Regions from separate parts of the Homo sapiens genome. Here region 2 is linked to region 1. Evidence: chromatin loops called from intact Hi-C (ENCODE). Cell type or tissue: B cell. All regions are shown on one strand. Links, peaks and the distances in the headings refer to the core of each region. The heading gives the core; the rest is flanking DNA.

Evidence for each region. Hi-C counts contacts between places; a loop is a spot of excess contacts. Peaks named below come from ENCODE experiments on the same cell type or tissue, not always from the same donor. Only the 100,000 strongest peaks of a DNase experiment are listed, where the experiment ranks them.
Region 2: it touches region 1 in a loop (4-fold over the local background); 3 of 110 quality-filtered maps call a loop at or near these places.

The regions. Positions count from the first base shown.
Region 1 is chr13:99,222,693-99,232,476 of GRCh38, forward strand. All of the region lies in intron 1 of UBAC2 (UBA domain containing 2), which reads left to right. Among named protein-coding and RNA genes, the nearest start is that of UBAC2, 27 kb to the left of the region's middle. RefSeq lists an enhancer at 5,297-5,366. In B cell, for the core only: no CTCF peak of the experiment used is centred there; DNase peaks (open chromatin) are centred at 2,619, 5,391, 6,209 and 9,209; H3K4me3 peaks cover 2,439 bases; H3K27ac peaks cover 2,192 bases.
Region 2 is chr13:99,172,408-99,182,191 of GRCh38, forward strand. It overlaps the pseudogene RPS6P23. Among named protein-coding and RNA genes, the nearest start is that of UBAC2-AS1, 23 kb to the right of the region's middle. RefSeq lists enhancers at 258-759, 4,579-4,668, 9,046-9,558. In B cell, for the core only: CTCF peaks have their summits at 4,339 (motif pointing right), 4,550 and 5,433; DNase peaks (open chromatin) are centred at 4,344 and 6,404; H3K4me3 peaks cover 705 bases.

The DNA.
Region 1 (9,784 bases), core at 1,266-9,265:
GGATAAGCATTATTTGGTCATGATGTATTCTTTTTATATAATGCTAGGTTTGATTTACTGATGTTTTGTTGAGAATTTTGCATCTGTTAATACGTTCATAAAGTATATTGGTCTATTTTTTGCCTTTTAATATCTTTGCATGGCTTTGCTAACAGTGTAACACTGGCTTCATAACATGAGTTGGAAAGTGTTCTCTATTTTTCTGTGTTGTAACAGAGTTTGTATAGAATTGGTATTTAAATGCTTGGTAGAATTCTCCCCTGAAGCCATCAGACTTGGAGTTTTCTTTGTTGGAAGTCTTTTAACTATAAATTCAATTTCATAATATCTGTAGGACTATTTAAGTTACCCATTTCTTCTTGAATGAGCTTTGGTAGGTTGTGTCTTCCAAGGAGTTTGCCTGTTTCATCTAAGTTATCAAATTTATGGGCGTAAAGTATTTCCTAACATTCCCTTTCAAAAAAAAATTTAGTTGTGATAAGACATTTTAGTAGTGATAAGAAATACATAACATAAAACTTACTGTTTTAACTATTTTTAAGTGTACAGTTCAGTGACATTAAGTACATTCACATTGTTGTGCAACTTCTTACTATCCTTTTAATGTCTCTGGGGTCAGTAGTGATGCCTCCTCTTTATTCCTGATACTGATAATTGTGTCTTCTCTCTTTTTGTCCTGATCATTTCTGCTAGAAGTGTATCAGTTTTATTGATCTCAAGAACCAGCTTTGAGTTTCATTGATTTGTCTCTATTATAGTTTGTTTTTTCCATTTCATTGATTTCTACTCTTAATTATTTCTTTATATCTGCTTGCTTAGGTTTTAATTTGCTCTTCTTTCTCTTTTTCTGTTTTTTTTTTTTTTTTTTTTTTTTAAGATTGTAACCTACACCATTATGTGAGACCTTTTTTCTTCCTAATATAAGCATTTTTATGCTACATTTTCCCCTCTAAGCATTGCTCTATCTGCAGTCCACAAATTTTGCTTGGTTGTGCTTCATTTTTTTATTCTGTTTTAAATATACTCTAATTTCCTTTGTGACTTCCTCTTTGACCCAGATATTGTTTAGAAATGTGTTGTTGAGTTTTCACATATTTGGGGGATTTTCCATCTTTCTGCTGTTGGCTTCTGATTTTTTTGTGGCCAAGGAACATGCTTTATATGATTTTAATTCCTTTAAATTTTTTTGAGGACTCTTTTATGCCCAGAATATAGTCTATTTTGGTGAATGCTCCATATGCACTTGAAAAAATGTGTAACTTGCCGTTGTTGGGTGGAGTGTTCTATAAATGTCAATCAGGCCAAATTGGTTGATAATGTTTTTCAGGTCTTGTGTATCCTTACTGATTTTACTGGTCAGCTTGGGCTGCCATAACAAAATACCACAGACTGGGTGGCTTAAGGAACAGAAATTAATTTTCTTACAGACCCAGAAGCTAGAAGTCCAAGCTCAGGGTTTTGGCGGGTTTGGTTTCTCCTGGGGCCTTGCAGGAGCCTGCTGGCTTCTAGCTGTGTCATCACATGGTCTTTCCTTTGTGTGTGCAAGCATCCCTGGGTCCCTCCCTTTTCTTAAAAGACATGTCACATTGAATTAGGGCTCCATCTATCCTTATGACCTCACTTAACCTTAATTACCTCTTTAAAGGGCCTATCTCCAAACTTAGTCAGCATAGAGCTTCAACATACAAATTTTAGGAGGAAACGTTCAGTCCATAACAGTGATTTTCTGTTTGCTTGTATTATCGATTACTGTGAGAAGAGTGCTGAATTCTCCAACTATATTTGTGGATTTATCTACGTCCCATTTCAGTTCTATTAATTTTTGCTTCATTGAAATCCTTTCTCAGCTCTCAGATTCTATGATTCACTGTGCACCTCCCACCCAATGTTTTAATTATGAAAAATTTCAAACATGCCACAAAGTAGAAAGAGGGGTACACTGAACACCCATATACCCACCACCTAGATTCTACACAATTAACATTTTACTATGTTGGCTTTAGCAAATATCAATCCCTTTATTTATTTGATCAGTACCATATGATTTTTAAAAATGCATTTCAAAGTAGATTATAGTCACATTTTCTCTAAACACTTAAATGTGCATTGTTATTCCCTAGAGTTTAATAATAACTATTTAAAGGTTTTTGAGTTAAAATTTTTACGTAGTAAAAGTACAAATCTTGAGTTGATGAGCGAATCTTGTTGTCTATAATGATACTATATACTTATCCTGTGATGTGCAACTGTTTGGATATTTGTGTATTATTGCTTTCCACATAGGTTTCTGAGATGTGATTTTTGCTCATTTTGAGAGGAATACTTAATGGTAATTATCAGATCTGTATTTTTAGGGGTTTGTTTGGTCCTGGACAGAATTAAAATGGCTGTGTAAATAGGGTCAGTTATTAGTTCAGTAAATATTTGCTTATATTTAGTTTTAATTTTTAATTGTGGTAAAATGTACATAATATAAAATGTACAATCTTAACTATTTTTGTGTATAGTCCAGTAGTATTAAGTACGTTCATATTGTGCAACCGATGTCTATAACTCTTCTCATCTTGCAGAAATGAAACTCTGTATCCATTAAACAACTTCCCATTTCCCCCTTCCTCCGCCCACTGTACCCTGCCTCTGGCAACCACTTTTCTACTTTCTGCCTCTGTGAATTTTACTACTCTAGGTACTGCAAATAAGTGGAATCATATAATATTTATCTTTTTGTGACCGGCTTATTTCACATAGCATAATGTCCTCAAGGTTCATGCATGTTGTTCCATGTGCCAGTTTCCTTCCTTTTTAAGGCTGAATTAAATTCCATTATATGTGTATGCCACATTTTGTTTACCCGTTTATGCATTCATCTGCCAGTGGACACTTGGGTTCCTCCCGCCAGTATGTGAGCACCTCCTTCACATCACTCCCCTTTTGTTTAACAAACACTCTTGACTGCCTTTATGTGTCAGGTCCTATTGGAGGCATGAGGGATGCTGCAACAAGGAATGTACCAGACAAAGCTGATGCCCTAAGTAAGCTTGTGTTCTAGTGGAGACTGAAGATGGGCGGATGGACAATAGACCAATAAACATATTTCCTTGATTCTAAAATGCATTAGGTCCCACGTTTTAATGATTCTAAAATTGGAACGTGCCTTGTAATTGATGACGTCTTAGAATTATATTTGGCAGCGTTTATTTTTTAGTGGCACTAAAAATAATGGTGTATCAGTTTGAATCATAGAGTTGATGGATCACTATTAAATCCACTGTTAAGTGCTATGAAAAAAGCAGGACAAAGGATAAGGTAACATTTGAGCACAGCACATGTTTAGTTGATATGTTTTCATAGCAGGACTTCATCCCTGAAGGAGGCAGTATGTTGATTCACATTTGGCACAAACTCTGACCCCACTGTGAGCTGGTAGCACTTTGCAGACTGGTTATTTTGAGTGGCACTGGTAGAGAGGAGAGAGAGACCTGGCAGGTGAAGGCTTGGGGGAGCATATTGCAAGATGGGCCCAGATCTTGTAGGTAGGAAAGACAACATGTCAGTAAACTTAGTCAGGGCCATCTCAGTAACTGCCAACAGTTCTTCCAGTTGTCCAGAACAAAACTTAATTTTATTCTTGACTTCTCCATCTGCCCATGCACCCGGTTAGTCAGCATATCCTGCCTGCAGTACCTTCACAACATATCCCAGTTTCAACCTCCCTCTTCATCTACACCTCCACCCTGCTGGTTTGAACATCCTCCTTTCTTCCCTGGATTCCCTAACAGCCTTCTAACTGGTTTACTATCTTCCACCATTGCCTTACTGTAATTTCTTCTCAATTTAGCAACCAAAGTGATCATTCAAAAACATGTCCAATCATGTTATTCCTCTACTTAGACCTCCCCAAAGCACCCTGTCACATCCAGAGGAAAGGTTAAAGTCCTCATAATGGCCTGTAGGGCTCTGGACCATTCCCCTCATCACCACTTGTTTGACGTTAGCTCCCTCCCTGTCTGCCTTGTGCTCATTCTGCTTTTGCCAGTTGGCAGCCTTATCATCTCTTAATCATGTTGAGCATGTTTTCATCTCAAAGCATGTGTACTTGCTTTTTTTTCCTCCAGAATCACCCTTCCCTCAGATATCTGCAAGGCCTACATCTTCAGGTCTCTGCTCAAATCCACATTACAAGAAGGTTTTCCCTAACCAGGTTGGATAAGACCGGCACCCCTTGGCTGGGCGCGGTGGCTCATGCCTGTAATCCCAGCACTTTGGGAGGCCAAGGAGGGTGGATCACCTGAGGCCAGGAGTTCAAGACCAGCCTGACCAACATGGAGAAACTCAGTCTCTAATAAAAATACAAAATTAGCCAGTTGTGGTGGTGCATGCCTGTAATCCCAGCTACTCGGGAGGCTGAGACAGGAGAATCGCTTGAACCCAGGAGGCAGAGGTTGCAATGAGCCGAGATTGTGCCATTGCACTCCAGCCCGGACAACAAGAGCGAAACTCCATCTCAAAAAAAAAAAAACAACAAAAAAAGACGGCACCCCTCCTTCCCCGGTTATGCTGCAGTAGCAAACAACTCTGAAATATCAGGAACCCGAGACAAGGCTTGCATCTCACTGGTGTTCCATCTCCACTGCAAGTTACCTAGGAGGGGTCCACTCCACACTGTCGTCAGCCCCGGGAGCTGGCTGATAGAGTAACCACCATCTTGCACGTTGGCAGGTGAAAAGAACAAGAATGATTCCCTGGCTCTTAAAGGGTCCTCCTGGAAGTGACATAGCTTTCATTTACTTGGCCAGAGCAAGTCACACTGCCATGCCTCACTTCATTTGGGAGTGGGGGTGGGGAGCAGTCCTACCATGTGTTTGGGAAGAGACGGGAAATATGTGGTGAATAACAAAGCCACAGGTTTTATTTTCCCTAGTTCATTTCTCATAGGATTTATTTCCATCTGACATAATGTATATCTACCTTGTTTTGTTTGTTGTTGTTTTTCTGTCCTGTCTACACTCCAAACCACAAGGCTAGGGACTTTGTCCACAGTTTATTGCTGTGCCTCAGGACCTAGAATAATGCATGGTACAGCGTGGATGCCTACTCATATTTAGAGAATGATTGAGAATACCAAAGCAAACCGTTCATTTATTCATTTGGTGCATGTGTTGGGAGTTTGGTATTCAAGTTGGGAGTGTGAATTAGGGAGGTTTGAGGAGAGAGGAAGAGATAGTGTGAGGTAAGAAGTTGTAGAGCAGATATACTAGAGAAAATCAGTGGAAATGCTGGTCAGTGGAGAGTGTCACCTTGAGACTTGAGACCAAGAATTTATGGTGAAATCTTGTAGCTCAGATGGGTGACTTTTTTGAGTCATGTTGAGTTGCTCAGAAGCTGGCAAGGAAGAGGAAGGACTGACGGGGCCCATTGCACAAGGACAGGTGGAAACCCAAGTTGAAGGAAACATGGATCAAGCTGCCCGTTGCACTTACATCACCCCTGCTCCATCTGCAGTCCTGTCAGAGTCACAAAGGAGCTTGCCTTTAATGGGGGAAGCCCGGGGTGTTGTGATGGTGCTGGTGGTAGGAGCAATATTCTCTATATTCATTCATTTTTTTTTTTTTTGATACGGAATCTCGCTTTGTTGCCCAGGCTGGAGTGCAATGGCACAATCTCGGCTCACTGCAACCTCCACCTCCTGGGTTCAAGCGATTCTCCTGCCTCAGCCTCCTGAATAGCTGGGATTACAGGCTCCCCCGCACCCCACCACGCCCGGCTAATTTTTGTATTTTTAGTAGTGACGGGGCTTCACGATGTTGGCCAGGCTAGTCTCAAACTCCTGACCTCAAGCGATCTGCCCGACTTGGCCTCTCAAAGTGCTGGGATTATAGGCATGAGCCACTGTGCCCAGCCCCTATATTTATTCTTTTATTTCATTTTCTTCTCGTAACACTTTTGAGGTAGGTTCTCATCTCCATTTTACAGGTGAGGAAAATTGAGGCTGAAATGGCTCGAGAAAGGATTTAGGTTGGTTAGGCTTATAGTCATGGTGCTCTCCTCTACTTTTGAATTACGAGGCAATGAGGAACTCGGTTAGATTTTAGATTCCGTGGAGCCTTGTTTGCATTTTGGTCATGAAGAAAGTATGCAACCACTTTACTAATGGTTCTAGTTTAGATGCTCACAAGACCTTACCAGAGAGGAAATAGTTGGGCTATTTTTATATGCTTAGACAAGTACAATAACCACAGTGTCAACTGTAACTGGTAAATTCGCCCCCAGGGAATTTCTTATGAATAAGATGAAGGTGCATCTCACAGAATCTGAGAATGTCCCCATCAGTGAGGCTTTTCTGTGATCTTGGCTGTTAATGATCTGGACGTTTCATCTGTGCAAGGGACGGTGCTAGGCTTTATGGTGGATGTAGCGAAGGGTAAGGCATGTGGCCTCCCTTCAGGAATCTTTATTGTGGTTGGGATAGCAAAACTGTACAAACCCTGGCTGCTCATAGTAGTGTGTGGGAACGAGGGTGCAGAGTGGGGGAAAAGCCCTTCAGGCTAAAATGGTTCACTCAGGCTGATGGAGGAAAGTAGAAACAACTGTAATTTGAAGGCTGCATAAGATTTAGATAAGGGAGTATCTGTGCTAATAAGGAAGGCATTGATGATATTTGGGGATTTAAGTCTGGAAAAATTTTCCAAAGGCATTGAAACAGAAAGCAACATGTTCAGGAGGTAGTGAGCTGTGCGGTTTGATTGCAGCAAAGGCTCCTGAGAACAAAGCAATGGATGTTGTGCTGGAGAGGCAGGAGGCCCAGAATGTAGGGAGGTCTGGACAACCAGGGACAGTGACTTGTCATTTGAGCTTGAAGGTCATACCAAAGTGACCACATTGCAGCCTCGTTTTAGGAAAGAGTATATACAAACACACACAGATAGTCCTTGCTTTGCAAGGTGATGCAGGACCGTAAAAATGACCGTGCAAGTTGAAACCGGGCAAAGCTATTTTAATAATCAATGGGGAAAATTTGGATTGTTCTGTGACTTTTAAAAATCTTCGTTGAAAGAATGCTTTGTTAAAACTTTAGACTTTCTCTTATAAATGTATAGTTATAAATGCATAGGGAAATGAAAAAATAGTAAAACAGTATACTGTAATTTATTAAAAACTTCAGCGACATTGAGAATTAAAGGGTTTTATTTCTTTGTAAGAAACTTACCAGGAGCAGTTTGAACAGTGTTTGCCTTCTTCCTGTTGTGTAACTTATGGGGAGTATCTATCTTAAACCTTGTGAATTGTCATACACCTTTCTGAGTTTGGCTGAGTTTCCATTATTTTATTCTCTCTGCTTTCAATGTGACAAAATATCCCTGAGAGTTTCCTTAATATGTAGATTTTTGCCAGCATCACTTCCTCAGGGACATGATAATCACTATTTTAGTGTACTGTTGCTTCTCTAACAAATTATCACAAACGTGGTGGTTTAAAACAAAAGAAATATGGCCAGGCACAGTGGCTCATGCCTGTAATCATAGCACTTTGGGAGGCTGAGGTGGGCAGATTGCCTGATCTCAGGAGTTCGAGACCAGCCTGGGCAACATGGCAAAACCCTGTCTTTACTAAAAATACAAAAACATGAGCTGGGCATGGTGGCAAGCGCCTGTAGTCCCAGCTGCTTGGGAGGCTGAGGGACGAGAATTGCTTGAACCTGGGAGGCGTCAGAGGTTGCAGTGAGCTGAGATCACGCCACTGCACTCCAGCCTGGGCAACAGAGCAAGACTCTGTCTCCTCAATAAATAAATAAATAAAACAAAATAAATTTATTATCCTACAGTTTGGAGGCCAGAAGTCCAAAATGGATCTCACTGGGATAAAATCAAGGTGTCAGCAGGGCTGCATTTCTTTTGGAAGCTCTGAGAAGGAATCTGTTTCTTCGCCTTTTGTAGCTTTCTGAGGCAGCTCACATTTCTTGACTCATGACCCAATTTTATCTTCGAAGCCAAGGGTGACTGGTGGACTCTTTCTTACACATTGTCACTCTGAAACTTACTCTCCTGCCTCCCTCTTGCACTTAAAAGGACTCTTGTGGGCCGGTTGCAGCGGCTCACGCTTGTAATCCTAGCGCTTTGGGAGGCCGAGGCGGGTGGATCATGAGGTCAGGAGTCTGAGACCAGCCTGGCCAATATGGTGAAATCCCATTTCTAGTAAAAATACAAAAATTAGCTGGATGTGGTGGCACGTGCCTGTAGTCCCAGCTACTCAGGGGGCTGAGGCAGGAGAATCGCTAAACCCGGTAGGCGGAGGTTGCAGTGAGCTGAGATTGTGCCACTGTACTCCAGCCTGGGCGACAGAGGGAGACTCCGTCTCAAAAAAAAAAGGACTCTTGTGATTGCATAGAATCCAGCTGGATATCTTAGGTAGTCTCATCTCAAGGACATCTGATTAGCAACCTCAATTCTGTCTGCAACCTTAACTCCCCCTTGCTGTGTAACCCAACATAGTCACAGGTTCTGGGGATTAGGACGTGGACCTCCTTGGGGAGCCAGTATTCTATCACAGTCACCTTCCTGTTGATAAGTTCACCTTCACTGAGTTTCTCTAGCTGCCCACCTTGAATGGTGGCAGTGTCAACATTCCTGTGGTTTGATATTTCTTTTATAACCTGATAACATTTGATTCACATTTCACTTCCAGCACTATTACTTTTTGTTGCTTTGCTGTATACATTTTTTTTTTTTTTTTTTTTTTTTGAGATGGAGTTTCTCCCTGTCGTCCAGGCTGGAGTACAATGGTGTGATCTCGGCTCACTGCAGTCTCTGTCTCCTGGGTTCAAGTGAGTCTCCCACCTCAGCCTCCCGAGTAGCTGGGACTACAGGCGTGCCACCACGCCCAGCTACTTTTTATATTTTTAGTAGAGACGGGGTTTTGCCATGTTGACCAGGCTGGTCTCAAACTCCTGACCTTAAGTGATCTACCCGTCTCGGCCTCCCAAAGTGCTGGGATTATAGATGTGAGCCACCACGCCTGGCTCTCTTTTTGTATACTTTCATGTGTATTGACTAGTTCCCTCTTTTGATGATCTATTTTTGTAAAATGTCACATGAATTTATCATTGGAAGATGAGGCAACACAACTACATACTTTACTGTCTGTGCATGAATGGAATAACAGCTGCCCAGTGACCAGTCACTGACAGACTTAGAAAGAAGTGACATACATGATTGGTTGCTGATCATAATGCACGTCTTACTGACATAATGATCTATGTACTGAAGAGCTGGTGTTGTTTTACCAAATCATGGTAACTGAAGTCTGTGCCTATCAGAGCTATGCAGAAATGAGGAACTGCCAGTGTGTGTATTTTTGTACCATGTCTACATGTGTATTTATATAGGTTAATGTGTGTTACTTGTTTTTTAAAAAAGAAAATTGGGAGTTAAGCTAGAAACTATTAGAAGTGTGTATCTATGGGAGTGGGTTTGGGGGTATGGGATAGAGGGGATAAATAACTGAAGTGAAAGTAAACCTTTGTTTTTCCTGGTTTTGGTTTTTGAACAATGTAAATATTTAACATATTCAAAAATTTTAACTGAGAAAGGAGCAAACTTTAATATTGAATGTAAACAGAAATAAACAAATCTCTGTGTTATAACCACTAGGGAAAATAATTCTTTCAAGTAGCTTTTGAACACAAGACCCTGTCCATCCTTAGTTGAGAGATATAGATATATATATATATATTCACACACACATACTCTAAGGACCAAAAGAAAAAAAAAAATCTTCAAAGGTATCT
Region 2 (9,784 bases), core at 508-8,507, 51 kb before region 1:
AGAATTTTCAGCTTTTCTGCTCTGGTTTCTCCCTATCTTTGTGGTTTTATCTACCTTTGGTCTTTGGTGTTGGTGACCTACACATGGGGTTTTGGTGTGGATGTCTTTTTTGTTAATGTTGATGCTATTGCTTTCTGTTTGTTAGTTTTTCTTCTAACAGTCAGGTCCCTCAGCTACAGGTCTATTGGAGTTTGCTGGAGGTCCACTCCAGACCCTGTTTGCCTGGGTATCACCAGTGGAGGCTGCAGAACAGCAAATATTTCAGAACAGCAAATATTGCTGCCTGATCCTTCTTCTGGAAGCTTCGTCCCAGAGGGGCACCCACCTGTCGGCTCCTACTGGGAGGTGTCTCCGAGTCAGGATACACGGGGGTCAGGGACCCACTTGAGGAGGCAGTCTGTCCGTTCTCAAACGCTGTGTTGGGGAGAACCACTGCTCTCTTCAGAGCTGTCAGACAGGGATGTTTAAGTCTACAGAAGTTGTCTACTGCCTTTTGTTCAGCTAAGCCCTGACCACAGAGGTGGAGTCTAGAGGCAGTAGGCCTTATTGAGCTGTGGTGGGCTGCACCCAGTTTGAGCTTCCCGGTCGCTTTGTTTACCTACTCAAGCCTCAGCAATGGCAGACGCCCTCCCCGAGCCAGGCTGCAACCTCGCTGTTCAATCTCAGACTGCCGCTCTAGCAGTGAGCAAGGCTCCATGGACGTGGGACCCGCCCAGCCAGGCACGGGAGAGAATCTCCTTGTCTGCCGGTTGCTAAGACCTTGGGAAATGCACAGTATTTGGGTGGGAGTGTCTCGTTTTTCCAGGTACAGTCTGTCACAGCTTCCCTTGGCTAGGAAAGGGAAATTCCCCGACCGCTTGCGCTTCCTGGGTGAGGCGACACACCGCCCTGCTTCAGCTCGCCCTCCGTGGGCTGTACCCACTGTCCAACCAGTCCCAGTGAGATGAACCAGGTACCTCAGTTGGAAATGCAGAAATCACCCATCTTCTGCGTCAATCACACTGGGAGCTCCAGACCGGAGCTGTTCCTATTTGGCCATCTTGGAAAGGATCTCAGGAATAATCCATTTTTTAATGGCTTGTGGGAACTTTTAAACCCTGATATAATCTGTGTAGCTGTCTCACTAGCCATCAAAAATCTGTCTTTTCTTTTTCGTGGGGACTTGGAGGTGATCAGCTGCTTCAAGATGAAGCTGATCTTCCCAGCCACAGGCTGCCAGGAGCTCATTGAAGTGGATGATGAACACGAACTTTGGACCAATTTTGAGAAGTGTATTCTGATGCTCTGGGTGAAAAGAACAGAAGGGTTATGTGGTCCAAGACAGTGAGGGGAACAACAAGCAAGTCTCCCCCAAGAAGCAAGATGTCCTGACCATGGCCGTGCCCATGTGCCATTGCGTAAGGGGCATTCTTGTTAGAGACCAAGGAGAACTGGAGAAAGGAGGCACAAGTCTGCTGGGTGTGGTGGCTCTTGCCTGTGATCCCAGCTACTAGGGAAACTGAGGTAAGAGGATTGCTTGAACCCAGGAGTTCAAGGCTGCAATGAGCTGTGATCACACTACTGCACTCTATCTTGGGTGACAGAGTGAGACCTTTTATCTTAAAAAAATTTTTAAAGAAAATTCAAGTCTGTTCTGGATTGCACTACGGATGCCAATCTGAGTGTTCTCAATTTAACTATCAGCTAAAAAGGAAAGAAGAATATTCCTGGACTGACTGATGCTACTGGGCCTCTATCCTGGGGCTCAGAACAGATAGCAGAATCCACAAACATTTCCATCTTCCTTAAGAAGATCATGAACACCAGTGTTTTGTGAGAAAGCCCCTAAACAAAGAAAGTAAGAGACCTGGGAGTAAAGCACCCAAGATTCAGTCTTGTTATTCCATGTGTCCAGCAACACAAATGTACGTCTATTGCTCTGAAAAAACAGCATATTTAGGAAAATAAGAGGTTGCAGAGCAGAACATGCTGAACTTTTGGTCAAGAGAATGCAGGAGGTCAAACAAATTGCCAAGAACAGATAGCCAAGAGACAGAGCTGTCCTCTTTGATAAATTCTACCTCCAAGTTTAAGTCTTGTCAAAACAAACAAACAAAAAAGAGATTTTTCTAAGAATAACAAACAATAAAATCACACATCAAGAAACAAAACAAACCCCAGCCTGCCTTATTCTTCAGGGCAAAGACTCCCAATTGCCTACCTAATATCCATTCTCTCCTTCTTCCTTTCTAAAAGAACCATGTTTTTGCTCAGGATCGCAAGGCTCCTGACAACTGCATTTCCCAATCGTGCATGTTGGGTTCAGCATGTGACTCAGTTCCAACCAATGAGGTGTGAGTAGAATCATTGGGTGCCACCCCAGGAAAGCTTCTTAAAAGGAGATCAGGGCAGTTGGCATGCCCCTTTCCTCCTCCCTGCCTGGAAGGGGTCCCAATGTCTGGGGGGCAGAAGCCATCTTGGATTCATGAGACCCAAGGCCACACCCCAGTGATGGCAGAGTGAAAGAGAGCAAGATCCTGAATTAGGTGGAGCTGTTGCATCAGCTCTGGGCTGCCTGCCTCCTGACTTGTATTTGGATGGACTATTGTGAGTTGAATTTTCTGTTAAGTGCACCTATTGCCAACCCACAAACCTGCCCTTTGGTTTTCATTATCTCTGCATGTCCCAATCATATCAATGGCTCCCATTGTGTGTTCATTGTATAGCAGGGGACTCAGCGCACCACACAACGTAATATATTGTTAAGACGCATTTATTGACTGTGTGATTCCCAGGTCAGGTTTTATGTTCCTCCTGATATGAGGCAGTGAGAAGTACAAACCATCACCTACAAAGTATATTTGATCTGAATCCAAACATGAAGCAACTATTATACGAATTCAGCATGGAGCGGGGGACAATCTAGTAAACTCACCTGAACCCCAAAAGTTCCATGTGACCAAAAAAACCCAAGAAGGTAGTAGTAAGGGGGTACTATTCTAGATTAAAAGAGGCTAAAGAAAAATAATTAATGAGTAATTAATACCTGGGTGACAAAAGAATCTGTACAACAAAATCCCATGACACAAGTTTACCTATACAATAAACCTACAGGCTGGGTGCAGTGGCTCACGCCTGTAATCCCAGCACTTTGGGAGCCCAAGGCAGATGGATAACGAGGTCAGGAGATCGAGACCATCCTGGCTAACATGGTGAAATCATGTCTCTATTAAAAATACGAAAAATTAGCTGGGCATGGTGGCACGTGCCTGTAAGTCCCAGCTACTCAGGAGGCTGAGGCAGGAGAATCACTTGAACCTGGGAGGTGGAGGTTGCAGTGAGCTGAGATCACACCACTGCACTGCAGCCTGGGCGACAGAGCCCGAATCTCTCTCAAAAAAAATTAAAACATAAAAAATAAAAAATAAACCTACACATGTAACCCTGAGAGACTGGAGGATCACCTGAGGGCAGGAGTTCAAGACCAGCTTCGCCAACATGGTGAAACCCTGTCTCTACTAATAATACAAAAACTAGCTGGGTGTGGTGGGTGCCTGTAGTCCCAGCTACTCAGGAGGCTGAGGCAGGAGCATCACTTGAATCCGGGAGGCAGAGGTTGCGGTGAGCCGAGATCACGCCATTGCACTCCAGCCTGGGTGACAAGAGTGAAACTCCATCTAAAAAAAAAAGAAAAGAAAAGAGAAGTTAAAATTTAAAAGGAAACATAACAATTAAACGCAATATGTGTACCTCAGATGGATCCTGCATCAAAAAACAAAAGCCATCAGTATCACCCAGGATACCCAGATTCACCTGCCAGAATCCCAGAGGCATCCACGGTGCCTGCATGGTGTGGAAAAGGCTCTTCTCAATGGATGCCTCCCCCATTCAGAATCCCACGCAGACCCCTCCGATCAAGGGAGAAACCTGGAGGGTAGTTGACTCCACAAAGTACTTTACATAGCTGGGCTATAGAAAGAAATCCGGAAGTCTCTTTACCATTCCAAGGATCTCCACAGCCACAGAAGCTTAAGAAGATTCTTAAATCTCCCAGGGTTGCTTCTGCGGGAATTGACGGACCATGGTAAGGAACACCTGGTAATCCTGCCACAAGCCTCTGAAGCCCGCAGGGGTGCTCCTGGCAGGTGAGAGTCTGGGGTGCCTCGCTGGGTGTGCAGCAAAACTCAGCACTGCTGCCACTTGTTGGAACACAGCCAGCGTGGAGCTAGGGCAAGAGAAAGGGGCATGCTTGTGGAACAGCAAACAGCGAATGCGAAGTTACCTCTCATGAGTGGAGACAGCTGGGTATCCCACCTGTGTAGAAACTGGATGTGAGACCATGCAAGGCTAGATGGTCCACTAGGGGGAGGTAGAGTCCCGCGGTGAAGGGCACGAGATCCCGGACGGAGAGCCCGGTTCTACCTCGGCTTCTGCACTTGGCAGGTGGGTGACCGGAGGCTGGACACAACCCCTCTGAGCTTCAGGTTTCTCATCGTAAAATGGAGGTGATAACAGGCTCTACAACACAGGTGTGCTGCGGATCACACACGTGCCTGGCATGCTGAACACACTCCATATTAGCTGTTATATTATCATCTGCTGGAATCAATTCTTTATTCCCGGGACCACCAGAGGGGCAGACCGTCCCTGTTCATATACACCTGTAGTGGGTGTGCAGCAGGGCCGACGAAGACAGTTGCACATCAGAACTCACTAAGCAAAGCCTGGAAAATGCTGCTCACCCAAGGTGGGAGGATGAAGGCATGTGACACATCAGGCTCAGGGCGCCCACCCATGTCCTCCAGCTCTAACCTCTGTCTAGTTTCTTTTCTTTCCTTTCCTTTTCCCTTTCCCTTTCCCCCTTCCCTTTTCTTTCTTTCTTTTTTTTTTTTTTTTTTTTTTTTGAGACTCTCGCTCTTTCACCCAGGCCGGACTGCAGTGGCGCGATCTCGGCTCACTGCAAGCTCTGCCTCCCGGGTTCACGCCATTCTCCTGCCTCAGGCCCCAGAGTAGCTGGGACTACAGGCGCCCGCCACCGCGCCCGGCTAGTTTTTTGTATTTTTAGTAGAGACGGGGTTTCACCGTGTTAACCAGGATGGTCTCGATCTCCTGACCTCGTGATCCGCCCGCCTCGGCCTCCCAAAGTGCTGGGATTACAGGCGTGAGCCACCGCGCCCGGCCTTTTCTTGCCTTTCTTTCCTTTTCTTTTCTCTTCTCTTCTTTTTTCTTTTTCTTTCTTTCTTTCTTTCTTTCTTTTTCTTTCTTTCTTTCTTTTCTTTTTCTCTTACTTCTTTCTTTCTTTCCTTCTTTCTTTTTTTTTTTTTTTTTTGAGATGGAGTCTCACTCTGTCACCCAGGCTGGAGTGCAGTGGCGCAATCTTGGCTCACTGCAATCTCTGCCTCCCAAGTTCAAGTGATTCTCCTGCCTCAGCCTCCTGAGTAGCTGGAACTACAGGCACGCACCACCATGCCCGACTAATTTTTTGTATTTTTAGTAGAGACAGGGTTTCACCATGTTGGCCAGGCTTGTCTCCGGACCTCAAGTGATCCACCTGCCTTGGCCTCCCGAAGTGCTGGGATTACAGGCATGAGCAACTGCAGCCAGCCTAGTTCCTTTCTAAAAATATGTGACTGTGGGCAAATCCACATCAGGTAAAACGTCCCGCCTTAGCCATTTCTCAGTGTGCAGTCACACGCATTCAATGCATTCACACTGTTGTGCAGCCACCACCACCACCATCCGCGGAACATTTTCCATCCTGCAGAACTGAAGCTCTGGACCCACCGAACAACAACTGCCCATTCCCTCCTCCTTCAGGCCTGGCAACCACCACTCTCCTTCCCCTCTCCAGGCATCTGCCTATTCTGGGCACCTCATATAAGTGGAATCACTCGGTATTTGTCCTTCTGAGACTGGCGTATTTCCCTTAGCAGATGATCTTCCAGGTTCTTCCATGTTAGAGCACAGGTCAGGATTTCCTTCCTTTTCAAGGCCAATATTCCATTGTATGTTTCTGCTGCATTTTGCTTATTTATTCATCTGTTGATAGACACTTGTAATCGTTGGTCAGTTCCTTTTGAACCAGGAGACCCATTAAGGATTTTCTGATATTTCTCCAATATGGCAAGGGCCTAGGAGAATACGAAATGATTTGCAGAAGGCAAAGGAAAGAAATTCAGCCAATATACAGACTCATGTGCCTGCACAGTCCCTAAATGTCACTCATACAGTGAGGGATGGCTTTGTGCGTTCCCCATGACAGTTACTAAGTTATTGCCTCTCACTCCAAACCCAGGCTTCTCTGCTTGGCTTTGTGATGTTGGGCTGAGACTCTGCAAACCACAAGTTGGGTTCTACCATTTTGGGGTGCTACAGGAAGCTGAGGAAGAAGGAGGGGCTCGTGACCTCCTTGCTGCTTGGGGCCCCTTTGAGCAATACCCCAGGGACACTCCACCCAGCAAATGCAGCTGCTTTCTGCAGCAGCAGCTGAATCCAGATGCCAGTGCTTGCAACACCAGCAGAGCCAGTTTCACCACTCCCAGCCCGCCACCAGCTGGCCAGCGCGTCCTTCTCAGAGGTCTGGTCCCAGTCCCCTGGGACCACTCCTCTAAGTTTCAAGGTTTTGTTTTTGTTTTTGTTTGAGACAGAGTCTCACTTTTTTTGCCCATGCTGGAGTGCAGTGGCATGATCTTGGCTCACTGCAACCTCCACCTCCCAGATTCAAGCGATTCTCCTGCCTCAGCCTCCCAGGTAGCTGGGATTAGAGGCATGCACCGCCACATCCTGCTAATTTTTGTATTTTTAGTAGAGATTAGGTATCACCATGTTGGCCAGGCTGGTCTCGAACTCCTGACCTCAAGTGATCCATCATCCCCCACCTCGGCCTCCCAGAGTGCTGGGATTACAGGCTGAGCCACCACACTTGGCCAAGTTTCAAGGTTTTAATCATTGGACCTGCTTCCCTCCGTTTGCCCAGCCTGAGAGGTGGTAGCTGCTTCCTCTGTGATATCTCAGACTTATTCCTTACACCTTCAGTTACCTGGTGAATATTATATGTAGTTAACAAGTCTTTGTATTTAGTTCTCTCTTTTCATATTACTGGTGTTTCTGCTGGTCCCCTGATGGAACCCTAACTGATGTAATCCTGCTATGGTCTGAATGTGTACCCCCGTATTCATGGGCTGGAAACTTAATCCCCAATGCAACAGTGTCGGGAGGTGGGGCATTTTGGGAAGTGTTTAGGTCACGTGGGCTCCACCCCCATGAATGGATTGATGCCTCTATGCAAAGGGCTTGTGGGAAGGGGTTCACTCTCTCCCACTCTTCTGCCAAGTGAGGACACAGCAAGAAAGCCCTCACCAGAAGCCAGTGCCTCTGTCTTGGGCCTCCCAGCCTCCCTAACAATGAGAAATGCATTTCTGATCTTTATAAATTACCCAGTCTCAGGTATCCTGTTTTATAGCAGCACAAAATGGGCTAAGACAGCCACCTAGCCACTATCTCAAACCTCTAATGCCCTTGCCAGGTCCTGGGTTTAGCCCCAGACCCCTCATTCTAGGAAGAATGAGCTGGTCTTTCGTTTCATCCAGAAAATTGAAGCTGTTATAGGTGACCTCAAACATCGTCCTACCCCCACCACAATCTACAAACATTTCTGCAGCCAATTTCCTTTTGGTCAGCCTCAGAGGATAAAACATTTTTTTCCTCTTCAATTCCAAAACTTCCACAGGTCCTTTTGACTCCACCCCATTCCCATGTCCTGTGGAGCCCAGCTCTGAGCTCTCTGAGCTCATATCCTATCCCAATTTTTTTTAGAGACAGGGTCTTGCTCAGTCACCCAGTCACCCAGGCTGGAGTGCAGTGGTGTGATCATGGCTCACTGCATTCTCCACCACCTGGGCTCAAGTGATCCTCCCACCTCAGCCTCCAGAGTAGCTGGGACCACAGGCACACACCACCATGCCCAGCTGATTTTTTTATTTTTTGTAGAAATGGGGGTTTCACCATGTTGCCCAGGCTTGTCTCAAACTCCTGGGCTCAAAGAGTCCACCCACCTTGGCCTCCCAAAGTGCTGGGATTACAGGCGTGAGCCACTGGGGCCAGCCCTCTCCCAATTCTTAACACGCTTCTCTCCGTCATTTCCAGGAGAAGTGACTAAGGGCAGGTCAAACCATTGGTGGATACTTCTCCCGCTCTGTCCTGCTAACTGTGTTCACACTTGTCCCATGCACATCCACCCATGAAAGCTCTGCAATCCTAGCATCTGGCTTCATGCCCCGCAGGAGGGAGGCAGGGAATTCCTATTCAGTGTGTGTCTGTTGAATGCCGAAGACATGCAGAGGAGTTACTCATGTGAACCTGGAACATCTGAGACAGGCCTCAGTTAATTTAGAAAGTTTATCTTGCCAAGGTTGAGGACACACCCATGACGCAGCCTCAGGAAGTCCTGAGGACATGTACCCAAGGTGGTCGGAGGACAGCTTAGTTTTATACATTTAGGGAGACATGAGACATCAATCAATATATGTAAGAAGTACATTGGTTTGGTCTGGAAAGGCGGGGCAACTTAAAGCAAAGGCAGGAAGACTCAGGTAACAGACAGGTGAGACACAAAGGGTTACATTCTTTAGAGTTTCTGATGAGCCTTTCCAAAGGAGGCAAATCAGATATGCATCTATCTCAGTGAGCAGAGGAGTGGCTTTGAATAGAATGGGAGGCAGGTTTGCCCTAAGCAGTTTCCAGCTTGAGTTTTCCTTAGTGATTTTAGGGGCCCAAGAGATTTTCCTTTCACATTTCTGACCTTTTTTTTTTTTTTTTTGAGATGGAGTCTTGTTCCATCGCCCAGGCTGGACTGAAGTGGCGTGATCTCAGCTCACTGCAACCTCCGCCTCTTGGGTTCAAGCAATTCTCTTGTCTCAGCCTCCCGAGTAGCTGGGACTACAGGTGCCCACCACCATGCCTGGCTAATTTTTGTATTTTTCATAGAGACGGGGTTTCACCATGTTGGTCAGGTTGGTCTTAAACTCCTGACCTCAGGTAATCCACCCACCTCGGCCTCCCAAAGTGCTGGGATTACAGGTGTGAGCCACTGTGCCTGCCCCCCACCACTTTTCTTTTGTAAAATCTGTCGGAGAAAGCATTTTGCAAAAAAATGAGTCTCTGGTCTCAGGCTTCATCTGATTTCTCATAGCTATGATGGTTTATTCCTAGATGGGTAAGTCCCAAAAGCTCATTTTTAGTAGGTTGTGAAGTCTCACATTCTGTGAAGAGAAAATAGCAGGGAGGAAGGGAGAAAAAACAACAACAAACAAAAGAACAATCCTAGAAAAATCGATATAAGCCACATTACTCTGAAGTCCATACATTAGTAGGCAGGTATGAAAGTGGCTTATGTACGTAAATAGGTTGCTGTTATTTTCTTCTGAAGTTCAAGTTGTCTGGCTTCAGTTTGCAGGGTTTTAAGAAAACACAGCTTAGTTTTCAGTGACTCTAAATTAGGAAAAATGGAAAAAAAGAAGGAAAAGAAATTGAAAACATTATTTTATGGACTTGTAGCCAAGAAAAATTAGAATTCAGTCTAAACTGTAGAAAATAATACAAATTGAAAAAAACATTAGGCAGACTAGAATCTAACAACAGGTCTACTGTAGTTTTGAAACATAATTATTCTCTCTCCAGTTTCCCATTTTTACTAAAGACAAAACATGGTGGGACTGGCTTGCTTTATTATACTTGGCCTAATTATTTGTATACAGTGCAGCAAGAATAATTATCTTTTACATAGGCTTTCAAATTGGCTTTGATG